Linked DNA regions of Homo sapiens: all the other regions are linked to region 1. Evidence: read pairs that join two places in POLR2A ChIA-PET (ENCODE). Cell type or tissue: HepG2. All regions are shown on one strand.

Region 1 (4,000 bases):
CTCCTGGTTTTCCTGTTACTGTTCTGGCCTCTGCTTTCCGCCTTTCTTTGCTGGCTCTGCCTTTTTTTTGCCTCATCTTTAAATGTTAACGGGCACCAGGCATGCATATTTTTCTGTATTTCCTCTCTATGTTGGCTTTAAATCTCCCTACATGCTATGACTCCAGATACCTCTCTCTGTCTGCCATCTCCTTCTAGTTCCAGACTTCATTCTCCAACTTGATATATGAGATACAAAAGTGGACACCAGTCAGGCCTCGCAGACTATCGGTCACCCAGACAGAACTCATTTCCCCCCGCCCCTTGAACCTCAGATCAGTTCCATGCACTGTTTCCCCATTTTAGTAGATGGCCCAAGACCAGCCAGTCAGTTCAGCTCTCAACTCAGGAATCTCCCTGCGCTTCCCTTGTCCCCAAGTCTTGTTATTAGCAAGACCTCCCACTGTATCTGACTTCCAGATAATATCTGAAACGTGCTCACTTCACCACCATGCCTAGCATAAACCTCCTCATGAATCTCTTGACTTAAACTCTACTATTTTTCTATTGTGGAGGACTCAACAATCTATGTTAAGTTTTTTAAGTGTTTTAAAAATATTATAAAAATTTACTTCTAAAGTACTTTTCTTTTTCCTAAAAACATTGTATGACACATCTTAATTCCAAAAAGGATGGGAATTTCTAGATTGTAAGAATGGTCTCCCTTGCAGTTGAAAGACCCTCCTAGTACCATTGTCTGATTCACCCTCTCCTGAAGAAGGCCCAGAGCCACTGGGGACTGGCAAGCCAGGTTCTGTGTCCACCTCACTGTGCATAGTGATGACCAACTTTCTCAACATTCAGAGAGGTTAGAAAACCATTTTATTTTGAAACATTTATACAGTATTTAAAGTACTTAATCTGTACAACAGTTTTAGTGGGAAAAGTTGACTCATTTTGGATTAAAGCCAGCAAAAACTCACTGCAGCTCTTTTATCTCTCATAAATTCTACATAGAAAGTGACTTTTAGTAGATTTGTGACCAACTAAGGTATTATAATGGTGGATATAATGGAGGGCTGTTTTATTTCCTTTAGTGATGGCCTGTTCTTTTTTCCTTTCTGTTTCTGTTTTTCCATATCTTGATTCCAAGAAGTTCTAGCTTTACCTGTCCAAGTCATTCATTAGTTTACTCAAGTCAGTAGTAAGTTGAAAATAATAATTCTCTTCTATCAGAGTTGTAGAACCTGAGATAATATGTTTTTGGAAGGGCTGTGAAAATGGTATATAAGTGATGAAATAGTAAAGTACTCTATACCCTTTGTACTTAAAGTAATATACTTAAGTATATTACTTTCCAGTCCTTACAATACCACTTAGTACCTGGAAATTCAGTTACTGTTCTGACTCATGAGGTTAGAAACAGTGTTTGTTGATTTTTGTTCCTCAGTTTAGATTTGAAAACACATGCATTAATTTTTAGCAGGTATTTACTGCATCTCTGTTGTGTGCCAGGTGCTGCGTGTATTTGCCACTGTCGGGGGGCAAGAGAAGTCCCAGCTTATACCTCATGGAATCTACAGTCTAGCATGAGGGTGAAACGTGGACTTCGCCTTCCTCTATTTGCATTTCCATTAGGAAGAGAAAGCAAGCTTTCAATTGTTCAAAGAATGAAGAATGAGGCTTCCTAGAGATTGTGTGGTGAAGATGATCTTTGAGCAGGGCCTTGAGAAATACTTAGGATTTAGCACGTTTAGCGCGTGCTTTTCTCAGTGGTGCAAGAAGATTAAGCCACATTCTGGCTTTAGAGAGGCATTTCTGAGAGAGATGAAGGACACTTCGTTCCCCAGCCCCAACCTAAGCATGTGACTGTACTCACCTTGTCAGATGCTGTTGGAACCTGGCTGACAAGGACAAGGACCTATGCATTTTTTCCTGCCCTGGAACAAAATTGCCCTTGTTGGACAGGCAGTGATGTTCTGTGCGCCTTTTGACTATACTGTGAAATGTTTGTGGTTTGTAATGGGGATTTTATCCATCTGAGCATGCTACACTTTTTATTAGTTTCCATGGCAGATGGTTAAACTAGGGTGCTGCCTTAATAATTTGACTTATGCAGGTGCTCAGATATGACTGTTTCTGTGCTTAATGTATTCAGCATGTGGTTGTAGTCGTTTGAAAAGTTACATAATCATGTGTTCATGACCTGAGTTAGAGATAATTTATTAGTGACTCAGCATTAATGACTCATTTTATGCAACTCTTCTGGTAAAGCAACGTTTCTGTTCATGTGAGCATATTGTAGCATGCTAGGTGACCACATCTACCTTGTTTCCTTCCTAGGTAGTACCTTTAGGTATTCCATTACAGGAGGGCTGCCCCACTCCCGGAGGTGCATTGAATACAGAGAGGGCATAGTTGGTGGAGAAAAGCCCTCCTTGGGATCATCTGTAGCTGGTAATAGGGACTGAGAAGCTCAGGGCTACATCATGGTTGAATGTTTGTGGATTCAGTGATCTGCATGGCAGGTTTCAAAACCATATAATGTTAAGAGATATGAATTGCAAAACCACAACCCCTCAGACTTTTCTATACAGTAAGTCCTCAATATTGTTAAGTTCTTGGAAACTGCAGCTTTAGGTGAAACAACACTTAGTATGTAGTATATACGTAGGATCTTTTTTCTTGTTTATATCAGTTAGCTTAAGGTAAAATTGTTTTCATATGCAGGTCATTTTTGCTTAAAGTTCAGCTTCTAAGAACCTATCCTTGAAGTTAAGTGAGGACTTAACTGTACTTTTTGCAGGTAAATTTACTGTATTGAGCGAAATGAATAGTGGAAACTTACCTAGTTTTTTACCCTGGAAAGGAATTTAAACCGATAAAATGCACTTACTAGAATTTGATGGATGTTCCGCTTTTATCTGCCAGCTTTATCACGAAGGATTTCCTCAGTGGGAACACTGAGAGAAAGGATCTGCATAGTGGGACTGGAAGGGTGGAGTAGTGTGTGAATGAAGTCAACTAGGTATTTAAAAAATATTCTTACATTCCCTGACTATAGCCATAATTAACGTCATTGTCCTGGTGAGTCTGTCTTCTTTTTTTAGACCAAGTCTGAAGAAATGGGTGGCAGATGTTGTACTGTTCTGATGTACTGCAGAGTGCTATAGTAGGTCAGAGGATGAAGCACTGTGGACCAGTGTGGTCAGGGAAGCTTCCTGCAGAGTCAGGGAGTGAGCTGGACCTTAATGTTCATTTCGGTTCCGTAAACATTTGAGAGCTCGCTCTAGGCTAGACTCTGTTGGGCTTTGGCTCTACAGTGGTGAAAAAGGCACTGTTCCTGCCCAGATGGATCGTCTATCGTGTGTCAGAGGGTGGATATTGTTTGCATGGATATAATGTTGTCTTTGCTGATGACAATTGCCATATATATTCCTGTAATTTGTGTGTGTGTGCTATGTCCATTATTTAGTGTAGCCCTCATAACATCTCTCTACAGCTTTGTATTAATATCCTTGCTGTACAGTTGGGGAACCTGAGGTTCTGAGATGTTAATGAAATTGTCTGAGGTTGCAGAGCCAGATGATGGCAGATCTGAGATTTGAATTTGTGTCTGTGTGTTTTTCTATCTATAAGACACTGCTTCAAAAAGGTGAAGGGAAGAGGCACCCTTAAACAGAGTTATGAATGACTGTGGTATGTGTGTGTTTTGGACATGGAAGAGTTTGGTGAAGTGTTGGAGAGTAGTGGAAAGCAAAGCGGGATCGACAGGTGGGACCAGACATACATAGTCATGATTATAAACAATAGTAATAAATGTTTGTGGCATGAAAGAAGACAGTGCTTTTGGTTTGGGCCGTATTCCAAGACCATAAGAAGACTCTCATATTCAAATAGAATTGTCAAAAAATCAAATGTGAGTGTAAAAATTACCATTCAATTCAGTGCATTTTTTCACCAATGTGGATAACTGACAGTTGACAGCACTGGCTATGCTTAATCAATTATGGAAATAATAG
Region 2 (4,000 bases), 85 kb before region 1:
TTTTGGAATGCTCAGAAGATTCCACTTTCAGTCACCTAAGGCCTCCATAATTTAAAGTGGAACTTGAACAGAAAGAAGTGTCTTCAGACTCTAGCTGAAATAGTAGAAGTAGTTTCTGTTTAAATCCTGGAAAACCTTAGATAAGGTTTGTGAAGCTGAAAAAAGATCAAATCAGCACACACAGATAAAGGATACAACAGATACCAAGATGGGTAAATGCCCAATTCTTTTCTTTTTTTTTTTTTTTTTTTTTTTTTTTTTTTTTTTTGAGATAGGGTCTTGCTCTGTCACCCAGGCTGGAGTGCAGTGGCCCCATCTCGGCTCACTGCAACCTCCGCCTCCCAGTTTCAAGCGATTCTGCCTCAGCCACCCGAGTAGCTGGGACTACAGGTGCGTGCCACCACACCCAGCTAATTTTTGTATGTTTAGTAGAGACAGGGTTTCACTGTGTTGGCCAGGCTGGTCTCAAACTCCAGACCTTGTGATCTGCCCACCTCAGCCTCCCAAAGTGCTGGGATTACAGGTGTGAGCCACCGTGCCCGGCCATATTTTCAGTCCTCATAATCTGTACAAAGCTATGAGGCAACCAGTAGGCCATATCTCACTAGGCAGACTTTGAGGAAGATGTTTTCCATTTGAAACACAAGGAATTATTTATGAAAATATGGAGATGAAGAGGGAGCAGTTCTGTGCTTCTTGCTGTATTACCTTTATTATATTCCTAATGTTACCGAGACTAGTTTAAAAACAGCCTTCAACAAGAATATTCTCATCACCAGCCACCTTTTCCACCTTTCTTCTTTTTCTGTTGCTGTTTCTTTTTTGTTGCTGGAGCCCCTGCAGGTCTCTGGTGTCTTGGGGGTATGATGTTACTTGTAGAGGCAGATAGTGTCGCTGCACTGCCAGGTCTTGGGGAGGTGGGTGGGCTACTCACAGTTTTTCTGGCATCCAGTTCAGATGAAGCTCCTGCAGTTGCTCCCTGGGTCCCTTTTCCCATCTGATCCTTCTTTTTACCCTTCTTTCTTCCCTGGTAGAAAGAACATTCTTGCATTGGCAGCCATCTTTCTGGATCTGGGGTAAGTTTTGGGTCATAATTCTTAGGCAATTTTCCCTTCTTTTTCTTTTTCAAATCTCCCTTTCCTTGTTCCTTTGGTTGACTATCTCTAGTAACTTTTCCACCCTTCCAAATGTATGTAGCACCAGGAGAATTTTCAAGAGCCTCAACATCTACTTTTAGAGACATACTATCTGATGATGGCAAATGTTTACTAAGAGCTGTGCCTTTCTCTGGATCTGCAAGTGAGTAAGCAGAAATAAACTGTGCCAGGGTATGAATATCTTTTGGATTTTGTTTCCATAGCTGTTCTAGGTCACTAATTGCCTCCTCCCGCCCATATTTGAGCTTGAAGTTTGCAGCTTCTTTTATCAAGGACAAATGAGCAGGAGATTTGAGCTGATGGTTTTGATACCACCAGATAGCTTGTGTGAAGACATCAGTGGTACTATTAAATCTTCTTCATGGCTACACATGGTCACTAATGCAGACACCATGCCTGGTTTCTGCTTTAACTCCTCTCTGCTTCTCAATATTAGACATGCTAAGAAATATTCTCTTGAGAAATTTTCAACTGTGCCATGGTCAGCTTAATTTCAATTGCATTTTCTTGATGCTGATCTGAAAATTCCTGAAGCAGCTCTATTGCTTTTGTGTGCTGCTTTTCACGCAGAGCTGGGCACCTTGGGTTAACATAGGTGAGAGATGCTCGGGACTTTGGGAATGTAAACTGGCAGATATTTTGAGGCATTGTTCGGCCTGGTTTGTGTACATAGCAAGTAATGCCTTGTTAAATTGTTTTTTTTTTTTTTTTTAAATTTATTTTTTTATTGATAATTCTTGGGTGTTTCTCACAGAGGGGGATTTGGCAGGGTCATGGGACAATAGTGGAGGGAAGGTCAGCAGATAAACAAGTGAACAAAGGTCTCTGGTTTTCCTAGGCAGAGGACCCTGCGGCCTTCCGCAGTGTTTGTGTCCCTGATTACTTGAGATTAGGGATTGGTGATGACTCTTAAGGAGCATGCTGCCTTCAAGCATCTGTTTAACAAAGCACATCTTGCACCGCCCTTAATCCATTTAACCCTGAGTGGACACAGCACATGTTTCAGAGAGCACAGGGTTGGGGGTAAGGTCACAGATCAACAGGATCCCAAGGCAGAAGAATTTTTCTTAGTGCAGAACAAAATGAAAAGTCTCCCATGTCTACTTCTTTCTACACAGACACGGCAACCATCCGATTTCTCAATCTTTTCCCCACCTTTCCCGCCTTTCTATTCCACAAAGCCGCCATTGTCATCCTGGCCCGTTCTCAATGAGCTGTTGGGCACACCTCCCAGACGGGGTGGTGGCCGGGCAGAGGGGCTCCTCACTTCCCAGTAGGGGTGGCCGGGCAGAGGCGCCCCTCACCTCCCGGACGAGGCGGCTGGCCGGGCGGGGGGCTGACCCCCCCACCTCCCTCCCGGACGGGGCGGCTGGCCGGGCAGAGGGGCTCCTCACTTCCCAGTAGGGGCGGCCGGGCAGAGGCGCCCCTCACCTCCCGGACGAGGCGGCTGGCCGGGCGGGGGGCTGACCCCCCCCACCTCCCTCCCGGACGGGACGGCTGGCCGGGCGGGGGGCTGACCCCCCCACCTCCCTCCCGGACCGGGCGGCTGGCCGGGCAGAGGGGCTCCTCACTTCCCAGTAGGGGCGGCCGGGCAGAGGCGCCCCTCACCTCCCGGACGGGGCGGCTGGCCGGGCAGGGGGGCTGACACCCCCCACCTCCCTCCCGGACGGGGCGGCTGGCCGGGCGGGGGGCTGACCCCCCCACCTCCCTCCCGGACGGGGCGGCTGGCCGGGTGGGGGGCTGACCCCCCCACCTCCCTCCCGGACGGGGAGGCTGGCCGGGCAGAGGGGCTCCTCACTTCCCAGTAAGGGCAGCCGGGCAGAGGCGCCCCTCACCTCCCGGACGGGGCGGCTGGCCGGGCAGGGGGGCTGACCCCCCCCACCTCCCTCCCGGACGGGGCGGCTGGCCGGGTGGGGGGCTGACCCCCCCACCTCCCTCCCGGACCGGGCGGCTGGCCGGGCAGAGGGGCTCCTCACTTCCCAGTAGGGGCGGCCGGGCAGAGGCGCCCCTCACCTCCCAGACGGGGCGGCTGGCCGGGCGGAGGGCTGACCCCCCCACCTCCCTCCCGGACAGGGCGGCTGGCCGGGCGGGGGGCTGACCCCCCCACCTCCCTCCCGGACGGGGCGGCTGGCCGGGCAGAGGGGCTCCTCACTTCCCAGTAGGGGCGGCCGGGCAGAGGCGCCCCTCACCTCCCGGACGGGGCGGCTGGCCGGGCAGGGGGGCTGACCCCCCCCACCTCCCTCCCGGACGGGGCGGCTGGCTGGGCGGGGGGCTGACCCCCCCACCTCCCTCCCGGACGGGGCGGCTGGCCGGGCGGGGGGCTGACCCCCCCACCTCCCTCCCGGACGGGGCGGCTGGCCGGGCAGAGGGGCTCCTCACTTCCCAGTAGGGGCGGCCGGGCAGAGGCGCCCCTCACCTCCCAGACGGGGCGGCTGGCCGGGCGGAGGGCTGTCCCCCCCACCTCCCTCCCGGACAGGGCGGCTGGCCGGGCGGGGGGCTGACCCCCCCACCTCCCTCCCGGACGGGGCGGCTGGCCGGGCAGAGGGGCTCCTCACTTCCCAGTAGGGGTGGCCGGGCAGAGGCGCCCCTCACCTCCCGGACGGGGCGGCTGGCCGGGCGGGGGGCTGACTCCCCCACCTCCCTCCCGGACCGGGCGGCTGGCCGGGCAGAGGGGCTCCTCACTTCCCAGTAGGGGCGGCCGGGCAGAGGCGCCCCTCACCTCCCAGACGGGGCGGCTGGCTGGGCGGAAGGCTGACCCCCCCACCTCCCTCCCGGACAGGGCGGCTGGCCGGGCGGGGGGCTGACCCCCCCACCTCCCTCCCGGACGGGGGCGGCTGGCCGGG
Region 3 (4,000 bases), 210 kb after region 1:
CCTGCCTCGGCCTCCCAAAGTGCTGGGATTACAGGCATGAGCCACCGTTCCCGGCCGTGTGTGTGTGTTTTATCTCGAATTTCTAGTGATTTGTAGTAAAAGAGCTGACAAAATAGATTAGTACCTCACAGTGCTGGAGCCAGATGTGTATTATCCTCGAGGGGCTACTGTACTTCAAAGAGGGAGGAAAAAAAACTAGGCTTGAGAAGCTAAGGAAGGCTCCGTAGAGGATTTTTAAGTGTTTTGATGTATCTTGGAGATTGGCCTATATACCTCCTAAAAATAAGCTCTCTGTAGCCAATGATACAATGTTTAAAATATGGCACATGCTGAACTCACAGTCTCTCTCATTTCAGAAAACAAATCTGCATGTGTGTTCTCTGAAGTTCTTCTTAGTGCGGCTCTTGATGCACTATATTTTGAATATTACCAAACCTGAGCTCTTTAAAAAAAAAATACTGAGGCCGGGCGCGGTGGCTCACGCCTGTAATCCCAGCACTTTGGGAGGCCGAGGCGGGTGGATCATGAGGTCAGGAGATCGAGACCATCCTGGCTAACAAGGTGAAACCCCGTCTCTACTAAAAATACAAAAAATTAGCCGGGCACGGTGGCGGGCGCCTGTAGTCCCAGCTACTCGGGAGGCTGAGGCAGGAGAATGGCGTGAACCCGGGAAGCGGAGCTTGCAGTGAGCCGAGATTGCGCCACTGCAGTCCGCAGTCCGACCTGGGCGACAGAGCGAGACTCCGTCTCAAAAAAAAAAAATACTGAGATGATTAAACACAAATGCTCATGTTAATGAATTAAGGCTAAAACCTAACTGTGCGCAATGCAAGATGATCAGCAGTTATGGGAAGATGTGCAAGCCCTGATAGGGAGCCTGGCTAGCATACAAAAGCTGTTCCAAAATGTAAAGGGAGGGAATAAAAATACAGAGCAAGGAAGAGTGGGTGGAGTGACAGAGTAGGCACAGACAGCAGGAAACATGGGAATGCTGAGACCACTGGCACCTGAGTGGTCATTAGACTTGCCTGTGGAGTTTGGACAAATACAGATTCCTGGGATCGATATTCCACAATTATTTAGGTTCAATTGTGTAGGTTTTGTCCCTAAAAGTAAGAGGTTTCCCCCAGTGCAGGCAGGATCAACCTTGCGTGGAAACCTGCCCTGGGTTCAGTTGGAAATGCACTAACATCGTCTGGAAAGACTGTTTTTCCACCTATTATTGGAAAAATTCACAAGAGGAGATCACACCACGCTTTGGAGAAGCCATTCCGTAGAAGACGTGTTAACTGGTTAACTATAGTTTGCACACTAGTGTTGAGCTTGTAGAAGGTGAGAAACTCCTCTGCCTAGACTTTTTTTGGTGGTTTTAGTACATGTGGGAAGAAGCACCTCACTTGGACACACTTCATTTAAAAATAATATTTATTATGACTATAACCCTAATGGGCTTAGTTTTAAATGTTTCTGCATTCGGCCAAGTGGAGCCCAAGAAGCCAGAAGTCGCCCGCGGGAGCTGTCCGCGGTGCTGAACGCGGTAGCCGGCTTCAGCCTTTGACCTCCCCAGCAGGAAAGGGCCTTCGGTCCGCCCCCAAGCACCATTTTCCTTCGTGCTCCCACCTCCAGTGTCTTCCCTTCCCAGCGCTGCCAATGGCGAGGGCGGCACTGAGATTTTTGTCCTGGGCGGCAGACGACCTTGTGTTGCACTTCCTCCCCCGCCTTCTGCCTCTCCCGGGGCGGCGGCGGATGGGCGCGGAGGCGGATGGGCGCGGCTCCCTCCCCCACTCAGGCCTCTTCACGGGGCGGGGGGCCGGGTCCCCCAGCCCCCACCCGCGCCGTGTCCAGCTCCTCGCGTGCTCGCGGCGGAGCCCTGAGCGCACTGGGTCCGAGTCCTGCGCGCCCCCTCACCACCTCCCCCGCACCTGCTCCTCCTCCTCGGTCCCGCCCAGCGCGCCAGCAGCCCGATCCCCAGTGCTGGGAGAAGAGAGGGGGCGCAGGCGGCGACACAAAGGGTGGAGCGGCGGGACCGGGACCCGGGAGGCTGCGCGGCATGGACGCCGAGTACCCTGCCTTTGAGCCCCCGCTCTGCAGCGAGCTCAAGCACCTGTGCCGGCGGCTGCGGGAAGCGTACCGCGAGCTCAAGGAGGACCTCACGCCCTTCAAGGATGACCGCTACTACAGGTGGGCGCGGCGCGGGCAGCGGCGGGGCGGCCGGAGGCTTCCGGGCCGCAGTCCCCTCCGGGACCCCGGCGCGCCCCGGCCTTGGCCTGGTCCCGCCGACGGCCGCCTCCGCCGGCCGGGCGCGGAGCCTACGGATGGGGACGGGGTCGGGGCGGGGATCTGGGAGGGACCAGGAAGGGGACGGGGAGCAGGGATACTGGCAGCGGCGGGCAGGTTCCTGGATTCAGGGCAGCCCGGCGCCCCCGGGCGAAGGGCCGATTTCCGTTCAGCTGAAACCCAAGCCGAGGCTCCCGCCTCCCCGGAAAGGAGCTGCGGGTTGTGGCTCCTCCCTGCGCCCCGCGTCGTTCTCCCCCCGCGCCCGCCTCGCCGCCCCCGCTCGGGCCTCACGCGGCGCAGTCTGGGGAGGCGACCGCGCGCGCTGCGGCGTCGGGAGGAGGGTCTTGGCCGCAGCTCTGAGCGCCCTAGGCTTTGCAGGACGCCTCGGAGGCGGGGGCGCCGCCAAGGGCTGGGGGCGGATGGGCGCGGCGGGGAAGACGCGGCGGGGCGCCATGCGGGGACACGGCGCCTGGGAGCGGCTGTGTGGAACTTGTTTGCGTTCATCTCTGTCTCCCTCTTCAGCGGCCTAGGGGAGAGCGGTGGGGACTGCAGACCCTGGCGCCGGCCCCCGCCCCCTTCCTCTCTGCGCTCTGCAGTTCGGAGGGGAAGGAAAGTCTGTTCACCGCCAATGGCCGATTTACCCAAAGGCTTGGCGGTGTCGGGACAGGACCCTATCGCGAGTCGGTAGAAAGCTCCCTCACCCCCCCACCTCAACCTTCCCCATCTGTTAAATGGGAAGTCTGAACCAGAAGGTCTCAGAAAGCTGAGGTTTAATCATGATTTACTCACTCTGTGCTAAGGATGGCGAGGGTGTCGCACTGCTATGGGGAACGGGTGGTCATTTTTCTAAGACCTATCCTGTACTCATCATAGGTACCTGCTCAGAAAAAGGCGTGTCACACTTATCCTCACATCTGTTAAAAAACCTAATGCCTTCCCACGGGCTAATCAGCAACGCAGCGGGACCGTGGTCATGGTTACTGAGTGAAAAAGCCCATTTTAAACAAATGTAAAAAATCATGTGATGTAGCTTTGGGGCGAGCCTGGAAATCTGTCTAATGCAGCCTCCTGGAAGACCTGAGGGTATGGGAAAAGAATCCACAGTTTCATATCATACTTGTTAAATAAGATTATTTCCAATCTCCTTTTCTGCTAGTCCCCCGTCCCCCGCCCCCTACTCTGTTTTTTTTTTTCCTATTTATTTATTTATTGAGACAGGGTCTTGCCCTGTCGCCCAGGCTGGAGTGCAGTGGTGCAATCTTGGCTCACTGCATCCTCCACTTCCCTGGCTCAACCAAGCAATCCTTCTACCTCAGCCTCCTGAGTAGCTGGGACCACAGGCCTGTGCCCCATCACCTGATTTTTATATTTTGTTTAGAGATGGAATTTCCCTGTCTTGCCCAGGCTGGTCTCAAACTCCTGGGCTCAAGTGATGCTCCCACCTTGGCCTCCCAAAGTACTGAGATGACAGGCGTGAGCCACCATGCCTGGCCTTTTTTTTTTTTCCTGTATTTTCTTTTCTTGGGAATATTTCTTTGGCAACACAGCTAGTGAAAGTGGAATGATCGCAGTGCAAATAGTCGAGAAGAGAACACACCCCAGTGGTTAATCTCCATCTTTATTCACTGACCAATGTATTCACCTGGTAGTTACTGAGCATTTTTTATGTTCCTGCTGTTGTTCTAGGCGTTGTGAATACAGCGGTGAGCAAGACAGGGTCTCT

The links. ChIA-PET counts read pairs that join two places held together with the same protein. Peaks named below come from ENCODE experiments on the same cell type or tissue, not always from the same donor. Only the 100,000 strongest peaks of a DNase experiment are listed, where the experiment ranks them.
Region 2: POLR2A ChIA-PET joins it to region 1 with 5 read pairs; 7 of 35 experiments call an interaction of 5 or more read pairs at or near these places.
Region 3: POLR2A ChIA-PET joins it to region 1 with 6 read pairs; 2 of 35 experiments call an interaction of 5 or more read pairs at or near these places.

Annotation. Positions count from the first base shown.
Region 1 is chr6:158,321,241-158,325,240 of GRCh38, forward strand. The region is part of intron 1 of TULP4 (TUB like protein 4); the gene reads left to right. SNORA116 (small nucleolar RNA, H/ACA box 116) reads left to right here and starts at 1,742; the gene lies at 1,742-1,888. RefSeq lists an enhancer at 2,101-2,170. In HepG2, no CTCF peak of the experiment used is centred here; DNase peaks (open chromatin) are centred at 1,711 and 2,201.
Region 2 is chr6:158,236,564-158,240,563 of GRCh38, forward strand. It overlaps a transcript of TULP4 not described here and the pseudogene SRP72P2. Among named protein-coding and RNA genes, the nearest start is that of GTF2H5, 70 kb to the left of the region's middle. In HepG2, no CTCF peak of the experiment used is centred here; no DNase peak of the experiment used is centred here; H3K4me3 peaks cover 458 bases.
Region 3 is chr6:158,534,685-158,538,684 of GRCh38, forward strand. It overlaps a transcript of TMEM181 not described here. Among named protein-coding and RNA genes, the nearest start is that of TMEM181, 23 kb to the right of the region's middle. RefSeq lists an enhancer at 2,393-2,687. In HepG2, no CTCF peak of the experiment used is centred here; DNase peaks (open chromatin) are centred at 1,577 and 2,467; H3K4me3 peaks cover 1,926 bases.